Linked DNA regions of Homo sapiens: all the other regions are linked to region 2. Evidence: chromatin contacts called from ENCODE Hi-C or POLR2A ChIA-PET data. All regions are on one chromosome and are shown on one strand. Each heading gives the region's core, a stretch centred on a gene start or an enhancer-like site at or near the end of the contact. The rest is flanking DNA. Distances are from core to core; before and after follow the strand shown. Region 1 overlaps MARK3 (microtubule affinity regulating kinase 3). Region 2 holds the start of KLC1 (kinesin light chain 1). Region 3 overlaps LOC105370689 (a long non-coding RNA gene). Region 4 holds the start of PPP1R13B (protein phosphatase 1 regulatory subunit 13B).

Region 1 (6,197 bases), core at 3,191-5,690, 210 kb after region 2:
CCAAAGTGCTGGGATTCACAGGCATGAGCCATTGCACCCAACCTGTGTTACATTTCAGTAAAGAGTTTTTGTGTTTTTAAAGTCAATGATGACTTTAAATAAAATGTCAATAGATAATGCCTAAACCTGAAAAACAAGTAAGACTACAAGCATGTTATAAAGTATGAAAGAATCATTTAAAAGACTAAAGAATCACTTTAAAAGATTAAAAGTGGCCATCCTGGGAGACAAGGAAACCAGTGAGTCTAGGGGACTCTTTTTTAACAAGTCTTGACTCTTTAAACTGTGTGTAATATGTAACTTGAATAAAAATAATTACATGAAAAGTTATTTTCATAACCATAATGAGGACATTGGTTAAAGATGGCATATTGATCACATGCATTTCTCTGTCCTGCCACCTGATAGGCCCACTGAAGAACAAAGACCAAATGACAAAGAATGGCCAAGAGAAGGGAAGGGCTGCCACCAGAAGACAAGTGACTTCAAAGAATTTCTGGGAGATAAAAATCTGACAGCAGTACAGTGGAACATGTAGCAGGGCACAGAAAGACAACCCTAGAATATGCTTGGAAAAGGAAAAACTCAACTGTCCATAGAAAATAACTCTGTGTTGCGTGTGTGGAATGTCCCAGTGTAAAGACCGACGTTCCTCTGGCCTCTATGAGGCTAAGCCAGGCACTCGTCACCCCTTTACTGGGAGCTCTCAGCTTTCTTCTTAGGGCTCCACTCTTGAAGACATGAACAAAATAAAAAAATCACACAAATGAGGAAAGCCTGTGATTTTTCCTGATGCCTTGCTCCATAATTAAGCCTCTTCTTTCAAAAAAGGAGCTACAGTCAATTCTCATTGTTCATTCTATGCAGTTACTGTGCTCACTGAATTAGTGAATACGAAATCATTGCTTCTGGGGGTTAGGTTTCTGCAAGCCTCTGGTCACAACATTTTGCAACAGCAGATTAATACATAAGTTTGTTTTATGTGTGTGTCTGTTTAAGAACACCTTCTTTACTATATATGATTGGTTAACACTGAATTCACAGCCACAGCACTGTAACGCACACTTGAGTGAAACTTCTAACACGTGCATCTTCTTTGTAAAGCACCATAGCCATGTGCAGTGCAAGGAAAAACTCAACTGTCCAGAGTTTTATCCATGGCAAGGCTATGATGTGCCTTACAAAGAAAATGCAGGTGTTAGGTAAGTTTCACTCAAGGGTGCGTTAGGAAGACTAGACAGCACTTCAGCACTATGCTTGGGGCCCATTTTAAATGGCAAAATCATCAACAAAAAGTACAAAAATGAAAAAAAAGGCATTAAATAGATCACAAAAAAGACACTGGTTTACGGCACAAAGACTGAAAAAAAGAAAGCAAAGTGTCCCCTTGTTGAACCTCAACTAGGGATGTGCATATTTTTTCACCGTTCTGCATATGTCCGAAAAGGATTACCAAAGCGCTGTACTGATTTGGGTGTTACAAATAAATTTTTTCGAACAGGTAAATTTGCAAATATAGAAACCACAAAAAAATGAGTATTAACTATCTGCCTGGAAATGAATAGTGGTGATGGTTGCCCAATAATGTACATATAGTTGATGTCACTGAACTACACACTTAAAAAATGGTTAAAATTATAACTTTTATGTTGTATGTATTTTACCACACACACAAAAAAAGTGTTGGCCAGGTGTGGTGGCTCATCCCTTTAATCCCAGCACTTTGGGAGGCCCAGGCAGAAGGATCACTTTAGCCCAGGAGTTCGAGACCAGCCTGAGCAACATGGGGATGCTTTGTCTCTGTAGAAAATACAAAAAATCAGCCGGATGTGGTAGTACACACCTCTGGTCCCAGCTACTCAGGAGGCTGAGGTGGAAGGACTGCTTGGGCCCAGGAGGTAGAGAGCTGCAGTGAGCCAAGATTGCACCACTGCACTCCAGGCTGGGCGACAGAGCAAGACTCTGTCTCAAAAAGAAAAAAAAATGTTCAAAACTGTGGAATTCCGTGATTTTTTATATATAGGGATTAGGCTTATATGGAGCTTTTTTCCTGCACATTAACCATACCTCCAGGTTGTACTAAAAGCATGCTGACTGTTTTTATGCTTTTTAGTTATATAACATATGTATTCTATATCTTATATGGAATATATAAATTATATCTTACACCAAGGCTTTCTTTCACCCTTGTCTGCTTGTTTCCAAAAGTTTCTGTTTCTTTTTCTTAAGAGACAGGATCTCGCTATGTTCCCCAGGCAGTGGCTATTCACAGAAGCAATCTTGATCCCAATCCCCATCCCACTGATCAGCAGAGGAATTTTGACCTGCTCCGTTTCTGGGCCAGTTCACCCCTCCCCTCAGACAACCTGGTAGACCCCTGCTCTTGGGATATAATTAATTTTTAATTGAAGCAAATCATTCTGGGTTTTAACTTTTTTTGTCAGTCACTACAGTTGTTTTGAATAAAAATTCATCACTGTCTACCCACCCCCAAGAAACCACTTGCTGAGTTTTGGTATAATGTCAAAGAACAATATCCACAATCACCTGAAAAGGTATTAATATGCTCCCTTCCTTTTGTAGCTACATTTCTTTATACACTTCAACCAAAACAACATACTTAAATAGTGTGAATGCAGAGCAGACACAGGAACCCAGCTAACTTCTATTAAGCCAGATATTAAAGGGGTTTGCAAAGAATTTAAACAATTCACTCTTTTCAATAATTTGCTTTGGAAAATAGTTGTTTTTCATAAAAATATGTTATTTACATTACCATGTAACAGGATTATTATTTTTGATGAATTAATATATATTTTAAGTTTCCTAAGTAATAACTTCCAATTCAGCAGCTATCAATACATATAACCCTAATAAATAAAAGCTTTGGGGAGTTCTCAATTTTCTATTTATTTATTTATTTATGAGACGGGGTCTCGCTCTGTCACCCAGGCTGGAGTACAGTGGTACAATCTCGGCTCACTGCAAGCTCCACCTCCCGGGTTCACGCCATTCTCCCACCTCAGCCTCCTGGTAGCTGGGACTACAGGCGCCCGCCACCACGCCCAGCTAATTTTGTTTTCGTATTTTTAGTAGAGACGGGGTTTCACCATGTTAGCCAGGATGGTCTCGATCTCCTGACCTCGTGATCCGCCCGCCTCAGCCTCCCAAAGTGCTGGGATTACAGGCGTGAGCCACCGCGCCCAGCCTCAATTTTCAATTTAAAGGAGTTCTGAGACAGAAACGTTTGAGAACTGCTGTTCTCATCAATGGCATTGTACACAACCACTGAAATGAACAATTATGACGATTAGTGGCAACGTAGAAAACTGCTTTGGATAAAATTCCGAGGGCGGAAAAAACAAGATACAAAATTATAATCAAAAATATGTTGAAAAAACATGTATATGGAAAATATACAAAAACAAAAATGGTATTCAGAATATTAGGATTGTGGGGTTTTTCTTCTCTATTCTCCAAACTTTCTGTAAAGTTGTTAACATAGTCTTCACCAACAAACTCGTGACTAAACATAAGCATTTATGCAAAGTCTCAGGAAGTTTCACACACCCCAGGATGAAGAAACGTGGTTTCAGGAGTGAAGCAACAGATGAAAAGGCAGGCGGGGGAGGACTAAGTGACTGAGGGGTGGGATCATCAGTTCCTCCCAGGCAGAAGAGAAGATTCTTATCTAGAGAAACTGGATACTCTCAGAAATCTAAGGACACAAATATCTGGGGTCTTCAATAAAAGCACCAGACAACTCCCAATAGGAAAGCTCTGTGGTCAAACATGTCCTATTCATACAAACACAGCTTGTGATCAGATGCTTAGGGCTCCACATTAGGTACAGACAACCAGAGGCTACCAGACATCCAGAGAAAGTCTCTATATGAAAGAGCGGTAACAAGAAAGAACCCCAGAAAAAAAGAGAAGCAATGCAGGGAACAAAAATCTACTTTATAAAAGAGCTAAAAAAAAAAAAAAAAAAAAAAAGCCTTTACTATTCTCAGGGAGTCAGCAGAAGAAACAACATTCATAATACCAGGGCTAGATGCTGTAAAGACAGTAACAACAAACAGATGAAAATGATCAAAGAGTGAGCTGGGGAGAGAAGAGGAGACACACACACAGCTTTCTTTCTTTTGAGACAGAGTTTTGCTCTGTCACCCAGGCTGGAGTGCAGTGGCGCGATCTCGGCTCACTGCAACCTCTGCCTCCCGGGTTCAAGAGATTTTCCTGCCTCAGCCTCCTGAGTAGCTGGGATTACAGGTGCGCGCCACCACGCCCAGCTAATTTTTTTGGATTTTTAGTAGAGGCAGGGTTTCACCATGTTGACCAGGCTGGTCTCAAACTCCTGACCTCAAGTGACACTTCTGCCTTAGCCTCCCCAAGTGCTGAGATTACAGGCATGAGTCACCGTGCCCGGCCCACACACACATTTTTAACAGAAAGAATGGAAGATGAAGTTAAAAATATCTCCCAGAAAGTAAAAACATAGAGATAGAAGATAGATTTTGAGGCTCTTTTCAAGCACTCCAGTCTCTGCTTAAGGATTCCAGAATGAAGATTTTTAAGTTAAAAAAGAGACAATTTTCCAGAACTGAAAGACAAAAACCTCTATATTAAAAGGGTCCAATGAGCACCAAGAACAATGAATGAAGACTAACCCTTGGCACCTCAATGGCTAATTTCTAAAAACCAAGGATAAACTTCCAGAAAGAAAAAAAATATTACATACTTAAGCTACTTACATGGTTATACTCCAGTCTTTGACATTCCCAATATCTGAAAACCTTTCATGATCCAAGTTTGAGCTTCCCATTCTTTAACTAACTTCTTCTACCTTCCTGCTCACTCAATCTAGTACTCTAATAACTGTTGGAACTTACCAGGATCTGTAATTCACTGACCCCACACCTTCATAGGGTCAGTCTTCCTCCTCAAGTTCTTAGTTCCTAATTATATCACTAATTTCATTGTGATGTTGTTGTATAACAATGCTCCTGGGGTGTTGTATAACAATGCTCCTTTGTCCTTTCACTATACTAATGTGACAAAACCCCAATCTCTGCAAATGCCATGCCTGCAGCTGGGCAACTGAATGTGGCTGGAGAGTAGCACAACGCCATGCTGACTCTTCCCACTTTAAATCCTTGGTCACCAACCTCAGGGAAGCCTTAAGGCTGCCTGGCAATTCTATTACATTTCTCTAGTCCATTCACTCTCCTGCTTATCTGGCAATTATTTTAACCTCCTCACATCTCTAATACATCTCCTCATCGTAGCAGATCAGTTTGCTTTCCATTTTACTGAAAAAACAGTTTGCACTCAGAAAATTTCTACAAGCTCCTACTACCATAAGGATCCCCTCACCTGCACTGATGCCGGCACCCTCTGCTTTCCTCCTATTTCTTTACTTTATTTTCTTTCTTTATTTTTTGAGACAGAGTTTTGCTCTTGTTGCCCAGGCTGGACTGCAGTGGTGCGATCTCGGCTCACCACAACCTCTGCCTCCTGGGTTCAAGCAATTCGCCTGCCTCAGCTTCCTGAGTAGCTGGGATTACAGGGGCACGCCACCATGCCCAGATAATTTTTTGTATTTTTAGTAGAGATGAGGTTTCACCATGTTGGCCAGGCTGGTCTCGAACTCCTGATATCAGGTGATCCACTCGCTTCGGCCTCCCGAAGTGCAGGGATTACAGGCGTGATCCACCACGCCTGGCTTGCTTTCCTCCTATTTCTATGGAAGAACTGTCCATGTTATCCAAAGACCAATGCCTCCACCATCCCCTCACCTATTCCAAAATCTCTTCGACAGCACCAATTTCCTCCTTTTTATGAGATTATCCCCATTAGTAGAGAAATATGTTGATATTTTGTCCATCTTCTAAAAAATACCTTGGCCTAATGTCTCCCTGTAGCTACCATCCCACTTATCTGTGCCTAGAAAGAGCTACCTTGCTGTCTCTAATTTATACTCACCGATTCTCTCTTGAGCTAATACATTATATTATATGTGTGAGTACTGCAAAATATTTGAAAGATAAGCTAGAACATTTTGGCCAATTAGCAGTAACACATAAAACCTAAGAGTTTATAGAAAAAGAAACAACTATTAATTTTAGACAAAGCTTTACAATTATATAAGAAAATAAATGATCATAGCCAAAGCTCAACAATACTTACACAGTCGT
Region 2 (6,284 bases), core at 3,024-5,523:
CTGAGGCTTGCCGAGTTGGGGTTAATGGCTTCCTAATTAACCTCATCCCAGTTCACAGCACCTGCCCCACCACTGCCTATGCTCTTTCTAAAGTGGCAACTGGCTCCTCAGAATCTTCCAACCCTCCGGCCAGGCGCGGTGGCTCACGCCTGTAATCCCAGCACTTTGAGAGGCCAAGGCGGGCGGATCACGAGGTCAGGAGATGGAGACCATCCTGGCTAACGTGGTGAAACCCCGACTCTACTAAAAATACAAAAAATTAGCCGGATGTGGTGGCACGCACCTGTAGTCCCAGCTACTCGGGAGGCTGAGGCAGGAGAATCACTTGAACCTGGGAGGTAGAGGCTGCAGTGAGCAGAGGTCGTGCCACTGCGTTCCAGCCTGGGTGACAGAGCAAGACTCCATCTCAAAAAAAAAAAAAATCTTCCAACCCTCCTTTGTAAACCTCAGAATGAAAGCAGACTTCTAAGAAGTCATTCAAGGCCTTTCCTAACCTCGTCTTTCCACACTCACTCCCATGTCCCCTTCCCAACATGCCCCTTTACAGCAGCACAACCTCAGGATTTATTTCCTCCAAGCAGGAACCCCAATCCCAATCCCACCCCTGACCCCCTGACACTGGCTGATTGGTACTTTTCTTTTGTGAAGAATCGCCTCCTCAGTGCACTCCACAGCCTTTAACCTGGTCTGTGGTACCTGCCCATGCCAGCCTGTGAGCTCCTAGAGGACAGAGTTTTTTTGTTTTTTGGTTTTATTTTTTTTGAGGCAGAGTTTTGCTCTTGTTGCCCAGGCTGGAGTGCAATGGCGTGATCTCGGCTCACTGCAACCTCTGCCTCCCCAGTTCAAGCGATTCTCCAGCCTCAGCCTTCTGAGTAGCTGCGATTAGAGGCACCCGCCACCACACCCGGTTTTGGTTTTTTTTGTATTTTTAGTAGAGACAGGGTTTCACCATGTTGTCCAGGCGGGTCTCAAACTCCTGACCTCAGGTGATCGGTCCATCTTGGCCTCCCAAAGTGCTGGGATTACAGGAGTGAGCCACTGCACGGCTGACAGCGGCTCTTTTTGTTTGTTTTGAGACGGAGTCTGGCTGGACTGCAGTGACGTGATCTCGGCTCACTACAACCTCCACTTCCCGGTTCAAGCGATTCTCCTTCCTCAGCCTCATGAGTAGCTGGAATTACAGGTGTGCACCACCACACCTGGCTAATTTTTGTATTTTTGGTAGGGACGGGGTTTCACCATGTTGGCCAGGCTGGTCTTAAACTCCTGACCTCAGGTGATCCACCTGCCTCGGCCTCCCAAAGAGCTAGGGGCGATCTGCAGCCTCAGCCTCCCAAAGAGTTAAGATTACAGGCATGACCACGCCCGGCCAACAGTGGCTCTTTTATCAAGGTATCGCTGACTACTCAGCACAGTACCTGCCATTCAGTTGGTTCCCAACAGACATTTAAGACCAGTATTTGCAATCTTAATGTGCTTGTCACTTTTATTCTATGCCCTGAAATTTGACACTTAAATCTTCCCAAATACTCTCGTCTTGAGTATATTACTGATCATTTCTTTGCTACATAAAATACTGGTTTCAGCCCAGGTGCAATGGCTCACACCTGTAACCCTAGCACTTTGGGAGGCTGAGGCGGGTGGATCGCCTGAGGTCAGCAGTTTGAGACCAGCCTGGCCAACATGGTGAAGCCCCGTCTCTACTAAAAATACAAAAAATCAGCCTGGTGTGGTAGTGGGCACCTGTAATCCCAGCTACTAGGGAGGCTGAGGCAGGAGAATCACTGGAACCTGGGAGGCGGAGGTTGCAGTGAGCGGGGATCACACCACTGCACTCTAGCCTGAGCCACACAGTGAGACTCATCTCTAAATAAATAAAAATAAAATACTGGTTTCTAACATTCCACTTATCTACAAAGAATGTTTTCAGGTGATACTAATCATACATTTCACTCAACTTTTGATTTTTCTATCCTAGGTTTCTTTTTATACAAGTATGTTTTAAGATAATTTATGGCCCTATACAGAAAGTTACACATTGACTTTTTTCCAACATTGAGAAACATGCCTAAGAATGTATAAATTTTAAAAATGTATAAATTTGGGCCAGGTGCGGTGGCTCACGCCTGTAATCCCAGCACTTTGGGAGGCCGAGGTGGGCGGATCACGAGGTCAGGAGATCAAGACCAACCTGGCTAACATGTTGAAACCCCATCTCTACTAAAAATACAAAAAATTAACCGGGCGTGGTGGCGGGCGCCTGTGGTCCCAGCTACTCAGTAGGTTGAGGCAGGAGAATGGCGTGAACCCGGGAGGCGGAGCTTGCAGTGAGCCGAGATCGCGCCACTACACTCCAGCCCGGGCGACAGAGCGAGACTCCATCTCAAAAAAAAAAAAAATGTGTAAGTTTAAACGACTGCAGTTATTTGCTATGAAATACTGAAGATACTGTGTGCCTCTCCCCAGTGTCATTCCCTCCCCCCTTGCTGGAGATAAACGCTGTCCAGAGTCCTGTGCATGTCTGGATGCTTTTCTCTAAGACAATGCCAAGGCTGCAGTAGGGTTAGAGGTTACCACCTGGGTCCTCCACAGCACTCAGTGCCAGACAGGGCTGCCAGGCTCAACTGCAACATGATGCTGCATTCTTTGATGACTTGGAGAGACACTGGCTCTTTAGAGTGCCTACCCTCCCACACAGAATTCCATACAAGTTGAAATATACTTCATACTTAGTATCATTGTATTCCTACAAATATTTAGGAAACAGAGCAATAGGTCAAATTTCTCACCATAACAGGCTTGCTGACAATCCCTGAAAGAAGCAAGGCCATGTCTGTAATATAACTTCAGGAGGTTCTTCCAGTTTTCTAAAGTGTCTTTCACTAAACTAGTGCAATGTATTCCGAGCTGATTCTGATCAATGGCTTAGTCATGCCGTACCAAAAAAAAAGGCCTTGGGATTTAACTAATGCAAAGAATCAAAGCTCTAACTGCCCTTTTACAGAACACCTGAAATAGTATATCTCAAATTTTTTGTTCTCACATTTTTAAAAAACATCATTTTTGTAAGTATTCCTTTTCAAACGCTTAATATGTAAATTCTTAATTCATTTAAATAATAAAACAGTAACAGGCAGCAACAATTCTAATACAAATATACCTAGAAATGACCTACAAATGTTAAGTTATAAAACCATCCACTCCATCACGCATTAATTTCACTACTTTTACGCTTTATTTTAATTTTCTTAAGGAAAAGGGTACACCCAATTTTACATGGAAAAAGCATTCCAGGACGGAGGCTGCTTCAAGTTTAGTTGGAGCAACGCCAGCCTAGGTGAACAGGGTCGCCTGAAACGTTTCGCATCTGGTTACTGAAAATAAGGGGTCGCCAAGGAGGCAAAGCGGAGCCAGCTCTCGGGAGGGACCCGGCCCCCCGCCGCCCGCGAGAATGACAGGCGCGTCCGCTCAGGGCGGTGCCGGGAGAGGCGGGGGTGGAAGGAAGAGGAGGAATCGGACAAAGCCAGCCCCGCCGGGCCTCCGGCCTCCCCGCCCGCCGCGATCCCGGGGTCAGCCACCTCCCCTGTCGCGGGTTCCCGGGGTCCACAGCTGTCCCCGGGAACGGCCGCCGCCGCCCGCAGCAGGGCCAAGCCGGGGATGCGGGGCCAGGGCGGGGCCCTGGGCAGGGCCGGGGACCGGAACCTGCAGTGGGACGCGGATGGGGAGGACGCGCGGCGCCGGGAGCCGGGGCTGGCAAAAGGGCCGGGGACAAGAACCCGACCTGAACCTGGAAGGGGTCGCGGACCGGCCGGGGCGGTGAACTGGGGCGGGTACCGGGGTGGGAACGGAGAGGGGCCGGGACCCAAACCGGGAAGGAGGCCTGGATGGGGACAGAGTTACGGCCGGGGCGGGTCCGAAGAGGAGCGGGACAGGGACGGGGCGGAGGATGAGGAGGGGGCCGCGGTCCGGGGCGCACGCCGGGGACTCACCGCCTTGCTCCTGAGGGCCGCGCTCTCTCGCGCTGTCAGCACCTGGAGCGCCGCCGGGCGCGCGCGCGGAGCAGCGACTGTGCGCCGAGCCCGCCTCGGCTGTGTGAGGCACGGCGCAGCAGTCACCAGCTAGGGGCGCCGGAGCTACCGCCCCGCAGCATCCTCGGCCACCCACGCGCTGTCCCCTTGGCCGCCGAGCACAGCCCCGCGGCTCCTCGCACCAGCAGCCCAGCCGACCCAGCCAGTCCCGCTCGGCCGCCTGCGCCGCTCCCGCCGCCGAAAATGGCGTCTCAGTGTTGCTCCCCCCGGCGCCCCGCCTCGCCCCGCCCCACAATGCCGCGCGCCGGCATGACGTCATCGCCCCTCGCCCCGCCCGGGGCTGGGGAAACTGAGGCTGGGTGGCTCCCCGCAAGCGCTCGGCGAGCTGGGGACTGGAGGGGCGAGAAAGTTGTTTGGGTATCAGGTGGGCGGTCACAGGGAGGAGGGTGACGGTGCAGGACCCAGCGGGCCTCCCGGTTGTAACGCGGACGGGGGTGGGGCGCTCGGGGCAGGGCGCGGCTCGCGGGGTGGGCGGCCAGGCCCTGGCCTCTCCGACTCCGCAGCCGCGATGACCGAGCGCTTCGGCAGCTTCCCTTCCAGCCGGACTGTGGGCCCTACCAGAATGCGGCCGGGGACGGTGCAGGCCCGGCCGCAGCCGCCACCACTGGGCTCCCGCCCCACCCCACTCCCAGGCCCGCGAGCTTCATGCGCTCGTTTCGGTCCCCCCAAAACCCAGCTAGGAGGCCTTCGGGAGGCCCCGGAATCAGATGATCCCGGCCAGGCCTTTCTCCCTCCTCCAGGAAAACCGACAGCCTTTGGTCGAGACCCTGACCTCTAACCCTGCGCCCTCCCCTTCTCATTATTCCCTCTCCTCGGGGCTTTTGGACCCTCGTATCTGTACGAGGAAACTTTCCAGGCGCTCCCCCTCGACACAAACTGCGCCTCAGACGGGCAAAGGGGAAGGGCCGGGGTGTAGACTGTGAGGGTGGGAGACAACCCCCCTCTGTCCCCACGCAGCCACCGGCGCATCTCCCTGGCTGCAGGGCCTCGACCTCCAGCCCGGCCTGAAGGGCAGCGGAGCGCGCCTGGGTCAAGTCCTGCGGCTTCGCCGGCTCCGCAGGCCTGACTCAGCAGCCAGCCGGGAGGGCATGCTGATTCAATGGGCGAGGCTCCGCTCGCTGCTGCCAGCGGCTTGGGAAAAACCCTCCCAGTGCCTGCAGACGTCCCAAGTGCGGGGCCCGGAGGCATCATTTAACCTGGAGGGGTTCCTGGGCCAGTCCCCCAGCCCCATCTTGTGAACTGCTGTTCCTTTCCGATGTTATCACCCAGCACCAGCAGCCCTTTGTGAACCCTGCAGTTAGGCCCCGCAGTCACCAGAGAAGCAAGTGCTCCTCGGTTTTTCCAGGGAGGTCTGGTTACTTTTATCTCATTTATAAAGACAAAGGGGGAGCTCCTAGGTAACACGGTAGGGTTGGCCCGGGGAGAGGCACTGAGTCAGGGTCAAACAAACTTTCTCCATACCACTTTCAGGTTAGTGATTTCAGCCAGACTGCAGCTTGGATGTCACTAAGTTCAGCCACTGGGCTGGGCACCGCCAAGCATCGACTGCTCATTCTTTCTGTGCCGCTGCGCCCAGTAACTGTCCCCTCTGCTCACCCACAACCCTAGCCAGAAACCTGGGATGCCTGCACCGCTCCCTTACGCCCTACTACAACAGGTGGAAAAGATTCTACTTCCTCAATATTTCTTTGAGTTAGGGTATCTTTGTCACCCTGACTGGAGGGCAGTGGCAATCAGCTCACCGTAACCTCGAACTCCTGGGCTCAAGAGATCCTCTTGCCTCAGCCTCCCAAGTAGCTAGGGACTACAGGTGTGCACCACCACTCCCAGCTAATGTTTTTTAAATTTTTTGCAGAGAGGAGATCTTGCTATGTTGCCCAGACTGATCTCGAACTCCTGGCCACAAGTGATCCTCCCAGCTGGCCTCCCAAAGTGCTGAGATTACAGGTGTGAGCCACCATGCCCGGCCTCTCAGTATTTCTTGAATCCATCTCCACTGCCACCACTTTGTTCTGGCTTTATTACCTTGTTCTTTTATTTCCTCAATAAATATTTGTTGCTCTCCCATGATCCTCATAACAGCCAAGGATGCATAGGTGAACAAGATAGATAAGATCTCTGCTTTCTAAGAGTTTACATTCCAGTGAGGAGAAGTAGGCCATAAACACATAAGGAAATACCGGATCTTGCCGAGAT
Region 3 (6,386 bases), core at 2,312-4,811, 250 kb before region 2:
CATGACAGACAGCAGGAGGCCGGGAGGCTCCCAGTCATGACAGACAGCAGGAGGCCGGGAGGCTCCCGGTCATGACAGACAGCAGGAGGCCGGGAGGCTCCCGGTCATGACAGACAGCAGGAGGCCGGGAGGCTCCCGGTCATGACAGACAGCAGGAGGCCGGGAGGCTCCCGGTCATGACAGACAGCAGGAGGCCAGGAGACTCCCAGGAGGAAAGTCTGGCACGCTGTCCCTCCCAGACCACAGCGGCTCTCCAGGCCCTGTAGTGGGACAGCCTCTCACCATCCCCCTGGCCTTGGAGTTTCTGTACATCCTGTGCCCTGCAGGCCAGGGTGCTCTTGCCCACGTGTCAGCCCAGGCCACCCAGTGCAGACCCAGGAAATCTTCCAGACCTGTGGGAGCCCCTCATCCCCACCCTGTGTGCACTATGCACCTGGGGCACACCCAGGGCACCTTCCCAAGTGCTGACTATGTCCGGGCACCTGGGCTGCGCCATCTCACCCTCACAGCCACCCTTGAGGCAGGTGCCCTGATTCTTATCCCTGTCCACAGCTGAGAGAAGCCAAGCTCAGGGAACTGGGTCGCAGAGCAGCGGCAGGGGCTGCATCAGGTCTGTCTGTGTCGCCTCGACAAGCGCAATGTCCCGTCAGGGCAGCTTCTGAAGCGGGCCTGCCCTGCCTGCCGGTCTCTGAGACAAGCTCCCTGGGACCGGGCTGGAGCCGGTTGGTCTTTGTGGTGTCCAGGGACTACCTTGCGTGCAGGGCAAGGTTAACCAGGTCCCTGCCAAGACTGCGGCTCACATGTGGCATCCCTACCCAGCCCACTGCCCTGCAGGAGTGGCTCCACTTGGCACTGAACTGGAGTAGGCTGTACAGTTCTGTCCCAGGCCAGGAGGGGAGGGCCTGAGGCCAGGTGCAATTCCCCAGGGCTGGTCCTCACAGGTCCTCCCATGGTGTTAGCAGGGCCCCAAGGCCCCCACCCAGGCCCGAGGCCTCCTTGCTGTTCCATCCGGCCCCAGGGTGCAAGCGCTGCCATTTGGCACTTACATAAAGCATTCAGCAGGCACTCAGCCTGGGCAGGGCCGGGGAGTGGGAGGCAGCTCCTAACATCTGGAGAACATCACCTCCCTGTCCTACATGCTGGAGATAATACAGCTTGTTTGTCTGGGGAGATGCACCTTCCTGGCTGTGCCCAGAGCCGACGGGGCTTTTATGCAATCGAGTGTTTTCAGTGATGACCCTGGAGAGCCACCCCACTTTGGGGGTGAAGGAGGGCCCACACTCGAATATTTTCTATATTGTAAGTTATTTAATCCCTCTGGAGTGGATCTCTCCCAGTGATGTGAAATAAACCAGCTTTCTCTCTTGAGAGTTGTCCAAACCCTATGTACAGAGTAGTCTACCTTTTCCCCCACGGATCTGCAGAGCCAGCTCTTTGTGGGTCAAGTTCTTTAAGAGTTTAGGTTTGATCCTAAAAGTAGCAGAGACCAGTAAACCACTCTAATCCAGGGGGCTGTAGCCTGAGCAGAGAACCATGGCAGGGCAAGCTGGGCGGTGGCTGCTCTCAGCCGGGGTGCGGGGGGGGTATGAGGAGGCAGCAGGGAGGCAAAGGAGGGGCAGGCTTGGAAATAACCTGGGGGGTCTGTTCCCAGTGAGGTCCTGGCTGTCTCCCCTGGGAGCGCTTCTGCAGGCAGGGTCTGCTCTTGGGCAGCCGGGTCTGGCTTCCCTGGCAGGGCCAGGAACGGGGCCCGGAGCCCTGCACGAGACGGATCTGACTGGGTGTCCTGCCTGAGAGCGCCTTCATTTCCCGGATTCCAGGAAGGCTCCCAGAGGGGCAGCGGGCAAGCCCTCAATAGGGGTGTGCGCATCCTGCAGCTCTCGCCAGCCCTTCCGGTGGCCAACAAGAGGCCGGGTGGAGTTTCTGGGAGTGTGTCTGGCCATCCGGAGTCAGGGGCTGGCAGGCAGGAAGGCCCCAAGTTCAGCTAGGCCCCGAGCCTCCCAGAACAGCAGGGAACCGAGGTCCAAGAACCAGCCCGCAGTCACAGAGCAGAGCCACCAAGGGAGAGCCCAGGGCTGCTGGGGGAAAACGGGTGGTGGCAGCCAGTGCCTGGCTGCTGGCCCTGGCCCTCTGTGTGGCCTGGACCCTTCGGCCCCTCCCTGTCTGAAAGCTGCTGGCTGACCGGCTCCACGTTCCAGGTGTCCAAGGCCATGCACAGCCACGTGCTGACCGTGAAGTTGTCCCTGAGCCCAAGCATGCCGACCAGTTGGCCTGGGCACTGCCACGGCAGTGGAGGGCAGCACAGACACAGGCTGCAGGCGACAGGCCTGCCCAAGGGGGAGTTGGCAGCGCACCAGAGGCGAAGGCAGATTCTGAGTTTGCAGCCTCAGCTTCCTGGGGCAGGGGGCAGAGCTAGGGAGGCAGAAATGTGGGAGGGCAGGAAGATGGGGAGAGGCCAGAGGGTTCTGGTTGCCTCTGTAGAAAGGCTGGTGGGGTCCCCTTGCAACACTGGCCCTTGGGCACTCAGCATTCAGGCGGGGCCATGGAGGCAGGCTGCACCAAGACGGAGGTGACCAGCTGTAGGGTGGACTTGGGGATGAGCTAATGAGGCACAGAGAGGGAGGGCTGTGCCCAGGGAAGAATGACTGGGGACCCTAAGAATGAAGCCCAGGGAGGAGGGGGCGTCCCATGCGGGAGACATGGAGTCCCATCACCACACCTGCCAGTGGGCCTCTCTAAATCGCCCCTACCCTTCCAGCCAGCTGCCCCCGAAATGCTGGAGCAGCAGAAACAGCGCAGCTGCTGGCTCTTGCTGGGAGGCCCTGCTCCCGACAGAGCTGTCCTCAGGAGAGGGCAGGGGAATGGGGTTGGAGGGAGCATCCAGCCAGCTGTCTCAGAGGTTGGGGGAAGGAGAGAGAGGAGGCTTGCGCTGTGGATACCCACTGGTGACTTCCAGCAAACAGCTCAGGATGAAAAGGGCTGACTGGAGCACTAGCTCCTCCCATGACGAAGGGAGGTGGGCATTGCTGCTGGGCGACCCCTGGCCCGGGCTAGGAGGGTGGGGGAGCCATTCATCCCAACAGCTTCTCATTCGGTGACCCTGAAACAGGGGGCAAAGCAGGCGTCAGCGTTTCCCGAGCATTTCCTCTGGTGGATCTGCAGCACGTGGGCACGCTTCCAGGGCACTCTGCCAGTCCCCAAAACCACACACGGGGTTGCCACAGAGGGGACTGAAAACATACTGAGCAGCTTCAGTGCTGGACCACAATTGTAAGCACATTTTCTAGCGGCGATTTCACGGTCCTCAAAAGGTGAGTCCCTTGGGTCCCTCCCAAGGAGCCCCAGAGGCCGAGAGGCCAGTGCTGGTTAATGGACCTCACTTTATTCCAGCTTTATTAGCTAATGGCAGCTAAAAGTGATTTTACACAAAATAATGTGTCGGAGATCATTGTTCCCGGGCACAGGTCCCAAATTCCAGCCCACGACCGAAGGCCAAACGTGCCCGTTAATGATTAAACCTCTGGAGTCAGTGCTCAGGGACACAGGCAGGGAGCAGCCCGGAGAGCTGCCGGTCAAGGTGCCCGGCCGGGTGGGGGTGGGGCAGCAGCCAGGCCCCGCCCAACAGGAACCAGTTCCTGCCCAAAGCAGGAGGGGAAAGGCTTTTCCACCAAGGGAAAGCTAAATATTGTCTAAATCCGGCACCCAGGACGACACACAGGCTTCCCATTGTCTGCCACACAGCAGGTCTCGGCCACGGCCCAGGTTGCACCCGTGTGAGGTCAGGGAGGGTGGAGCATCCCGGGGAGGGGGCCTGCCCCCACCGTCTTCCTCTGCACCGAGGCACATTCTTGGGAAAGGTCTTATGTTGCCAAAAGGGCTTAACCACATGACACAAGTGAGCGTAGGTGGGCACCAGTGAGGAAAAGCCATCCTTGGCAGCAGAAGCCGGTGCAGGGGCGACGCTTCAGACCACAGGAAGCGAGCTCTCCACGGTGGCCGAGGGCTTTTCCACTCGGCGAGCCTGGGCACCAGTCCCAGCTCTGCTACCTTTTCGCTGTCGTAGGTTATCTCAGTTTCCTCCTCTGTAAAATGGGAACGTGGTACCTGACCTCAAGGTCACCAAGAGGTCTACCGAGTGGCCCCTGTGAAACACGTAGTGCCGGAGCCCTGGTACCTGCAAGCTCTCAATACCCGGCGATCACGTTCATTACGATTAGGATCACCAGATTCTGTTCCTTTGCGAGATCCTTTCCAACTGCACTTTCATGTCAGTGTTCGTTTGCAGGTTGATGTTGGACCGTATTTACATTCAGTGTTTGGGGCTGACCGGGAAGAAATCTGAAAGTGGAAGAGAAGGGAAGGCACCGGTAACCTCGTCTTCCCAAGAGGAGGTCAGAGGTGAGTGTGAAAGTAAACATATTCTTTTTTTTTTTGAGACGGAGTCTCACTCTGTTGCCCAGGCTGGAGTACAATGTCACCATCTCAGCTCACTGCAAGCTCTGCCTCCCGGTTTCAAGCAATTCTCCTGTCTCAGCCTCCCGAGTAGCTGGGATTACAGGCCCCCACCACCACGCCTGGCTAATTTTCGCATTTTTAGTAAAGATGGGATTTTAGCACGTTAGCCAGGCTGGTCTCGAACTCCTGACCTCTGGTGATCCGCCTGCCTCGGCCTCCCAAAGTGCTGGGATTATAGGCGTGAGCGACTGCACTTGGCCTAAAAGCTCATTATTGAAAGCCACTCAGTTACAGAGCGAGACGACCTCAGAAAGCAGAGAAAATGCGCCCGCTTTAAGTTTTTTTTATATGGGGGTCTTATCTGTATAAAGACTAAACTAAGCTGTGCCCACGTGCGCGGGTGGGCTGATAGCATGACAGAATTTATTATTCGGTTGATTTAAAGAAAACTATCCTTGACATTTTAGTATGCAGGTACAAACAGCATAAGTAGAATTATCTTGAAAGCATATATTATTGTGTCTATCAGAACATCTGGACTTTTCATCGTTGTGGGAGTGTGTCCTTGCAGGTATTTTTAAGCTGTTTTCTCATTTGTAAATATCTCAGTACTATGTGACTGGCAAGGAATGTCCTTTACTAGTTTTAAGATGAAGTTTGTTTTAAGATGTTGTGACCCTGGCTCTCCTAGGCTCTTGTTTCCCTAATAGCAGAAAGAATATTATTTAAAGTTACCAAGGGCCGGGAGCAGTGGCTCATGCCTGTAATCCCAGCAATCTGGGAGGCTGAGGCAGTCAGATCACTTAAGCTCAGGAATTCAAGACCAGCCTGAGCAACACGGTGAAACCCCGCTCTGCAAAAATACAAAAAGTAGCTGGCAGCGTGGTGTACGCCTGTAGTCCCAGTCACACAGGAGGACTAGGTGGGAGGATCGATTGGGCCCCGGAGTTCGAGGCTGCAGTGAGCTGTGTCCACACCACTGCACTCCATCCTGGGTGACAGAGCAAGACCCTGTCTTTAAAAATTAAATTAAAACATATGCCGGGCGCAGTGGTTCAAGCCTGTAATCCCAGCACTTTGGGAGGCTGAGGTGGGCGATCACCTGAGGTCGGGAGTTCCAGACCAGCCTGGCCAACGTGGTGAAACCCCATCTTTACTAAAAATACAAAAATTAGCTGGGTGTAGTGGTGCGCGCCTGTAGGCCTAGCTACTTGGGAGGCTGAGGCAGGAGAGTCACTTGAACCCGGGAGGCAGAGGTTGCAGTTAGCTGAGATCACGCCACCGCACTCCAGCATAGGCAACAGAGAGAAACTGTCTCAAAAAAAAAAAAAAAAAAAAAGTCTGGGCATGGTGGCTCACACCTGTAATCCCAGCACTTTGGGAGGCTGAGGTGGGCAGATCACCTGAGGTCAGGAGTTCGAGACCAGCCCAACCAACATAGTGAAACTCCGTCTCTACTAAAAATAGAAAATTAGCTGGGCGTAGTGGTGGGCACCTGTAATCCCAGCTACTCGGGAGGCTGAGGCAAGAAAATCACTTGAACCCAGAAGGCAGAGGTTGCAGTGAGCCGAGACTGTGCCGCTGCACTCCAGCCTGGGCAATAAGAGCGAAATTGCATCTCGAAAATAAATAATAAATAAATAAATAAATAAAGTTACCAAAAAAGCAGTAGAAGAAATAAAAATAATTACATTAACAATAAAGTTTGTAGGGTAATGTGATGTAGCTGAATTCCCATCTTTCACATGGAGGAGTCAGTAGTGTCTAAAATTTGGTAAGTCGGAGAAAAGAGACGCTGTGCATGGCGCAGAGCTGTCCAGGTCATTGTCAGCAGAACTACACACAGCAGGAGTCAAAGGAAGCAGCTCTTGGGGAGACCCTGGGAAGAAAAACTGGGGTGGGGAGGTTGGGGGCACAGTGTTACTTCCCATCAT
Region 4 (6,676 bases), core at 766-3,265, 220 kb before region 2:
AGGACTTGAGGGGGAGCTGACCAGCCTGCCTCAAATGGACCCTTACCTGGAGGATATAGGATGCTTTGGTGTGAGGCACGGTAGCTGCCACTGTCTGTGCCCACAGGTCCTGCAGGCAAGAGGGGAGCCCTTGTGCCAATGCTTCCCTTCCTGGAAGAGCAGGCTCATTTGGATCACCTTACCCCGGGGGGCACCTCTCTGAAGAGCCTTGGCAAAACCTGTCCTTTGTCAGGCTTCGTGGGCCAGAAGTACCCCTTCGTGACTCAGGGACATCAGCTGTCAAAGCTGGGGAAACCAAGGCCCAGAGAAGGAGTGCAAGTTGCCTAAGGCCCCACAGGAGGTCAGAAGCAGAGCAGCTAGAATTAGAACTTAAGTATGTCTCTGACTTTCAGCCTAGGATCACTCATTATCTAGAGCCTCCTCTTCTCTCCAAACTCTGCTCCCAGAAGAGGGGTGTCATTAGCCATTCATGCCCAGGTGTGGATAGGTTTAAAAATCCCAGGGACGTCTGTACACTAAGCCTCCTTGCTAATCACGGCCCAACTACAGAATGCTATTTATGGAACAGCTACCACGTGCCACAAATTGTGCTGGGCGCTTTCCATCCCTCGCATCCGAAAAAGCCTCTTGACACGAGGCAGGCACTATTATCCCTACACTCTCCCATCACAGAGACAAGCACACTACGATGCAGAGAAGATGCGGCTTGTTTAGGATCCCAGGCGAGGGTGTGGCGGAGGCGGTGCTGAACCAAGTCTGTCTAACTGGAAAGTCCACACTCGCAAACACGAGCCCCCGTGGCCTCTGAGGGACAGGGGTGGCTCCCCAGGAATGGGCTGGTGGGAGCTCCCTGGCCTCCTCCCTTGCTCTGCCCCCACTCTGCAGCAGCCAGAAGCCTCTCCGAGAACCAGACAGGCTCCAGACTGACCCTGACCTCGCGGCGGCCTTCTCCACTGGGCCGGCGCTTCCCAGGGCGGCTTACGCCTTCTGTGTCTGGGGCCATCCGCAGACCTTGCCTTCTGATGCCCGTGGGAGTTCGGTGCTGCCGCGGGGAGCACCTCAGTCCCCCTGTCTGCTCTCCGCCGCGGTCCGGGCGAATGGCACCATGTGGGGGGCCCCGAGCGGGTGCCTACCCCCCTGGCAGCCTTTACTGAGGGTCTGCTCAGGGCCCTGCCCAGGGCTCTGTCACTCCGGCGCTCAGGCCCGAGGGGGCGGCGCCTCTGGAGACGGGACTGCAGGGAGAGACCCAGGCCCTGGAGACGAGGACCGGACCCTCCCCGGGGACGCTGGAGCTGGACCTCGAGGGATGCTGGCGCAGGTGGGCACAGGTGGCACAGGTGGGCGCGGGGTTCTAGGCGGGAGATCGCTCGGGCGAAGGCCAAGGCTCGGGAGCTGGTGCGGGGGGCGCGGCCCCGAGAGCCGCGGAAGACGCCGGTGGGGGAGAAGCAGGTGCCAGCCAAGGGCGTCGGGCCGGGGCTGGTTCCGAGCGCGCGGCCTCGGGTCACATGCTCGCTCCGGGGGCCCCCCGCGCCCCTCCCACTGGCCTCTGGGCCGCAGCCCCACGGCGCGCCGGCAGCCGGGGGTCAGGCCGCGGTCAGAGTGCGGGCGCGCGCCGTCGCCGCAGGGACGCTCCCGGCCCACAGTCGGCCCCCGGGAGCCCGGGTTCGAGTCCCGGCCCTGCCGTGATCCGCTGCGGGACCCGGGCCGGCCCTTCCCTGTCGGGCCTCAGTCCTCCCACCGTCCGCGGTCTTCCCTAGTCGGGGCTCACGCAAGGGCGGGGGAGGCCACCGGTGCCCACTGCGCGTCCGCCCCTCCCCCGCCGCCGGGAGCGCGGACGCGCACGCACCTGGCCGCCGCTGAGAGCGAGGGTAGCGGGCGGAGCCGGGAAGCCCCGCCCCTCTCCCCGCCCCCGCTCCCACCGGGCCAATCAGAGGGGGCTACGGGACCCGTGCGGGGCGTCGCGCTGGGGGCGGGGCCTGCGGGGGCTGAAGAGCGAGCCGGGCGGGCGGGCCGCAGGCTGTCGGGCTGGGGCTGAGGCTGAGGCTGAGGTTGAGGCGGCGGCGGCGGCGGCCGGGTGCCCGGGACAGCGACGCAGCGCGCCGGCGGCCGCGACAGGGCCAGCGAGAGCCCCGCAGCCCGCCGCAGCTGCCGCCTCGCCGCGGCCGGGCCGGAGAGCACGGCGGCGGGAGCGCGGCCTTAGGAGGCGGCCGGAGCGGTGGGCACAGCTCGGCGCGGAGCGTCCTGTCAGGCGGCGGCCGAGGGCGTCGCGGACTCTCCCCGCGATGATGCCGGTGGGTGAGGGCGGGCGGGAGGTGGCGGCGGCTTCCTCCGCGGGCCGCTGGCCAAACCTCCTTCCTCCCGCGGCTCCCAGCCCCCGCGGGCCGGTGCGAGGCCGGGCGGGCGGGGAAGGAAGTGGCTGGGCGGGCGCGCCCGGCCGCGGCGCCCCCCAGGCGGGCAGGTGGGGGCGGCGCCGGGCTGTCAGCGCGGGGCCGGGGCCGCCTGCGGGCCCTTCCTGCTCGGCCTCCGCGGCCGCGGGGAGAAGCAGATGCATTTGGGGCCGGTCATCTCCTCGGTCCTCTCAGGTGCGCGGTCGGACGCTGGGGCACAGGTCTGGTGGGTGGCGCAGCTGTGACCCGCCTGAAACGAACGTTCTGGGGTCGCCCTGGGAGTCGGCGGGGTGGGCACCCGCGCCCGGAGTTCCCACACTCTGCAGGCGCATTCCCGTAGCCTTCGCGGTTGTACTGAGGAAAGGTGCCGAGTGCACGGATTTGGAGAGCCATCTTAGGAATTCCCTTTTCCCGTATCTGCAATGTTGGTTCGTTTTGCTTTAACTGGTTTGTTCTCCGTGTTCTGAAGGTTGAACGAGGTTCGTTTGTAGTGGTGGTGTCTTTGTCCTGCCCTTAAGGATGCTTTCGCCTAGAAAGACATTGGCCATTAGATTTGCCATCGTCCTACCGACCCTTCCCTTTACCTATAATCTGAATAGGAGGGGATGCTGAATTCTGATTTTTAAAAATTGGCTTTTTGGGAGGTAAGCATCATGACTTATGAAAAAATGTGGGACTGGTTGTACCCAGTTGGAGAGGTATTGGTTTTCTGAGCGCCTATATCGTAAGTAAAATTCTCAAACACGTTTATAGTAAAGTAACACAGTCATTTTTTTAACCTACAATACTACGTTGAAAATCACATTTCACAGGAAAGTGCAGTTTCCCTGCATTCTCTACTTGAATATTGCCATTCTGCTATGCTGCACCCAAGGACATTTAGATTAGATCCCCCTTCTTCCTCTTTGATTTCCTTTCTCTTGATAATCTCTTCTCCCCGTTTTTAACGGATTCCAGCATGTTTTGTAGCCGGCTTTCAGCGTTTTCCAAGTCTTAAGGTTTGATCTACTTGATCCTTAGGTCTTTCTTTAGCATCAGACTTGTTGGGTTTCTAAACATTTGGTTTTAAATGAATAATTGTCTTGTAATGGAAAGAGAATTGGATGAGCATCAGAAGATCTGGGGTGAAACGCTGGTTCTTCCACTTTTTAGCTATGTGACCTTGAAGAAGTCAAGGTCTTTGAGCCTGGAATTACCTCTAAAGTAGGGATAAAAATGTACCAATATCTGAGCGCTGTCCTGAGGATCAAATAGGATGATGTATCCAAAAGTGATGGTTGAACAGAATGTCATACAAATATTTATTATTCTTAATATGGCTTTGAATTTTCAATTTCTAACTTTATAAGATAAGGCATTTGGAAACTTCCCTCCCTAATTCTCACTAGCTAGATTTTGATGAAAGGCATTATGGTGTTTCAGAATTTTGAAAGTAGTTTTAGTTAAATCCTGTAATAGTTGATTGATGCATTCATACTGTGGTGGCATTGAAGGATATCTAGAAAAATTTTGGCTGGCTTCGTCGTTGTATAATGTTTAATTATAAATATCCTGCTAAGAAACTTGGCTTACATTTTCCATATGATTCATTCAGACATCTTACCTCTATTCCACGGGAGTAGAGTTTTGAGTTCCTACCTTCACAGGTTTCCTTTTTAAGAGGTTTGTTTAGCTGGGAATTGGGGCATTTCTTCGGATTTCTCAAAACAATAAAATACTGTTTTTTAAAAAAACAGGTCTATTACCTGTTTAAAACACCGCTTTTGTTTAAAAATGCCTTTTAGAAACAGATGGTATTTCTCTTAGACTCTCATGTATGGCTTTTACTTTTGTATTTCCTTTTTGATCCCTAAAAATACTACTTGTAGGACTGAGTCCTTCCTCTATTAACACAGTTGGAGTTGGTTGTAAATTTAGTAGGAGTTTTCAGAAATGCCATTCTTACTTGGTAATATTTTAAACTATCCAAAAATGTAAATAAGATTTTTCTCGATTTATTGTATATTTGGTATTCATCATGATGATGATGAATCAAAGGAACGTTGGGTCATATTTTGCAGTTTGTGTAGAGCAGTACTGTCCAATAAAAATGTAAAGCAAGCCACAAATGCAATTTTAAATTTTGTGGTAACTACATGAAACAAGTTGAAAAAGTACTAATTTTAGTAGTATCCTTTTATTAACTTAGCATATCCAAAATATTATTTTAACACGTATTCAATATGAAAAAACCACTAATGAGATATTATACATTTTTTCTGGTACTAAGTGTCTGAAATCTGGTGTGAATCCGGTGACAGTTTGCATTTTACAGCACACACCTCAGCTCAGACTAGCACATTTCCAGTGCTCAGTAGCTACATGTGCTTAGTGACTACCATATTGGACAACATAGGCTTAGAGTATATTTTATTTTATTTGAAAATTGGCAATTAGTATATAATGTCGTGGTAACTTTTTTCTTTTTTTCTTTTTTTGTGACAGAGTCTCACTCTGTTGCCCAGGCTGGAGTGCAACATGATCTTGACTCACCGCAACCTCCACCTCCCAGGTTCGAGAGATTCTCCTGCCCCAGCCTCCTGAGTAGCTGGGATTACAGGCACCCTCCATCCTGCCTGGCTAATTTTTGTATTTTTGTAGAAACAGGGTTTCACTATGTTGGGCAGGCTGACCTTGAACTCATGACCTCAGGTGATCTGCCCACCTTGGCCTCCTAAAGTGCTGGGATTACAGGCATGAGCCACTGCGCCCGGCCATGTGGTAACTTTTAATTAATCACATGGTGTACTACAGTGCCCAGTCTCTCAGCTGTTGAGAATAAATGAGAGTGAGTGGCCAAATTCTCATCTGACACAATCAAATCTCTGTAGAAGTCTTCTATTTGCTGTCGTACAAAGTGCTGTGACTTTCCACCTTCTTTTTTTTTTTATTTTTCGAGACAGGGTTTCACTCCTGTTGCCAAGGCTGGAGTGCAATGATACGATCTCAGCTTACGGCGACCTCCGCCTCCTAGGCTCAAGTGATTCTCATGCCACAGCCTCCCGAGTAGCTGGGACCACAGACACACGCCACGGCAAACGGCTAATTTTTGTATTTTTAGTAGAGACGGGGTTTCACCTTGTTGCTCAAGCTGGTCTCGAATTTCTGAGCTTGAGTGATCTGCCCGCCCCAGCCTCCCAAAGTGCTGGGATTACAGGTGTGAGCCACCCCTCTGCCCCTGCACCTGGCCTTTCCACTTTTTTTTTTTTTTTGAGACGGAGTCTTGCTCTGTCGCCACGCTGGAGTGCAGTGGCATGACCTCGGCTCACTGCAACCTCTGCCTCCTGGGTTCAAGTGATTCTTCTGCCTCAGCCTACCAAGTAGCTCAGACTACAGGCGTGCGCCGCCACGCCCAGCTAATTTTTGTATTTTTAGTAGAGATGGGGTTTCACCACGTTGGCCAGGATTGTCTTGATCTCTTGACCTTGTGATCTGCCTGCCTCAGCCTCCCAACGTGCTGGGATAACAGGCGTATGCCACTGCGCTCTGCCGTCCTTTCCACTTCTAAACTAAATTATATTTTGGAATTTTCCCTTATGAAAATAGTATTTTTTTGTTGTTGTTATTGGTAGTCACTCACCTTTTTATCAATGGATGACATTTTAAAAATGTTTTCCCAGGAAAAAATGGTACCATTTAAATAATACTTTTTGTTTAGTCCCTAAGATCTGGCCCTGAAAGCATTTACAAGTTTGATAGAAGTAAGAATTTTAGTAAAAATGGAAAGCCCAATTTAGATTATAGAAAGGATGAAAACTGCCTTGATTCAGCATGATTTATTTTTTTTTTTGAGACAGAGTCTCGCTCTGTCACCCAGGCTAGAGTGCAGTGGCAGGATCTCAGCTCACTGCAACCTCTGCCTCCTGGATTCAAGTGATTCTCGTGCCCCAGCCTCCACAGTAGCTGGGACTACATGTGCACACCACCATGCCTGGCTAATTTTTTCAAATTTTTGGTAGAGACAGGGTTTCACCATGTTGGCCAGGCTGGTCTCGAACTCCTGGCCTCCAGTTATCTGCCCACCTCAACTTCCCAAAGTGCTGGGATTACAGGCGTGAGCCACCGCACCTAGCTCAGCATCGTTTCTTTTTGAAAGAGTGTGGACGTTTTGTAGCTAGTAAAACTTTTCGTGCATAGATGAGATATATGTGGGGAATGTTGCTTAAGATACTTTTTTTGTTTGTTTTCAGACAAGATCTCACTCTGTTGCCCAGGCTGGAGTGCAGTGGCGCGATCTTGGCTCACTGCAA

What was found. Hi-C counts contacts between places; a loop is a spot of excess contacts on that map. ChIA-PET counts read pairs that join two places held with the same protein, here RNA polymerase II (POLR2A). Pooled maps may share reads with other maps.
Region 1: a loop to region 2 is called in a pooled map, with 2.5 times the contacts of the local background. The contact joins the enhancer-like site here to the promoter of KLC1 in region 2. A Hi-C loop is called at or near these places in 1 of 50 pooled maps. POLR2A ChIA-PET finds 5 or more read pairs at or near these places in 2 of 52 experiments (Caco-2 and GM12878).
Region 3: a pooled map shows a loop between it and region 2 (2.2-fold over the local background). The contact joins the enhancer-like site here to the promoter of KLC1 in region 2. A Hi-C loop is called at or near these places in 6 of 50 pooled maps. POLR2A ChIA-PET finds 5 or more read pairs at or near these places in 3 of 52 experiments (MCF 10A, PC-3 and naive thymus-derived CD4-positive, alpha-beta T cell).
Region 4: a loop to region 2 is called in a map of gastrocnemius medialis, with 21 times the contacts of the local background. The contact joins the promoter of PPP1R13B here to the promoter of KLC1 in region 2. A Hi-C loop is called at or near these places in 2 of 168 maps with a recorded cell type or tissue (CD4-positive, alpha-beta T cell and gastrocnemius medialis), 1 of 37 single-sample maps with no recorded cell type and 13 of 50 pooled maps. POLR2A ChIA-PET finds 5 or more read pairs at or near these places in 1 of 52 experiments (activated CD4-positive, alpha-beta T cell).

What each region holds. Positions count from the first base shown.
Region 1 is chr14:103,416,019-103,422,215 of GRCh38, reverse strand. The region is part of intron 2 of MARK3 (microtubule affinity regulating kinase 3); the gene reads right to left. Among named protein-coding and RNA genes, the nearest start is that of MARK3, 34 kb to the right of the region's middle. RefSeq lists enhancers at 3,555-3,624, 3,635-3,744. Within about 2 kb of position 4,440, at least 6 of the 41 ENCODE cell types and tissues checked have a DNase peak (open chromatin) inside an H3K27ac peak, as active enhancers do; they include GM12878, where a contact is called at or near this core.
Region 2 is chr14:103,627,200-103,633,483 of GRCh38, reverse strand. KLC1 (kinesin light chain 1) reads right to left here and starts at 4,273. Exons shown (of 17, transcript NM_001394837.1): 1 at 3,990-4,273. It overlaps LOC105370688 (a long non-coding RNA gene), which reads left to right and starts at 4,341. Exons shown (of 3, transcript XR_944248.2): 1 at 4,341-4,452; 2 at 5,559-5,745; 3 at 5,944-5,982. RefSeq lists silencers at 3,526-3,705, 3,746-3,795, 3,886-4,005, 4,056-4,415, 4,506-4,705 and an enhancer at 5,146-5,235.
Region 3 is chr14:103,877,353-103,883,738 of GRCh38, reverse strand. LOC105370689 (a long non-coding RNA gene) reads right to left here. Exons shown (of 3, transcript NR_188198.1): 2 at 6,144-6,344; 3 at 3,361-4,335. Among named protein-coding and RNA genes, the nearest start is that of PPP1R13B-DT, 33 kb to the right of the region's middle. RefSeq lists enhancers at 1,587-2,268, 2,952-3,634, 3,493-3,787. Within about 2 kb of position 3,561, at least 25 of the 41 ENCODE cell types and tissues checked have a DNase peak (open chromatin) inside an H3K27ac peak, as active enhancers do.
Region 4 is chr14:103,842,914-103,849,589 of GRCh38, reverse strand. PPP1R13B (protein phosphatase 1 regulatory subunit 13B) reads left to right here and starts at 2,015. Exons shown (of 17, transcript NM_015316.3): 1 at 2,015-2,291. The coding sequence starts at 2,283. It overlaps PPP1R13B-DT (PPP1R13B divergent transcript), which reads right to left and starts at 1,869. Exons shown (of 3, transcript NR_038436.1): 1 at 1,847-1,869. RefSeq lists silencers at 1,456-1,525, 1,546-1,675, 1,696-2,135, 2,306-2,505.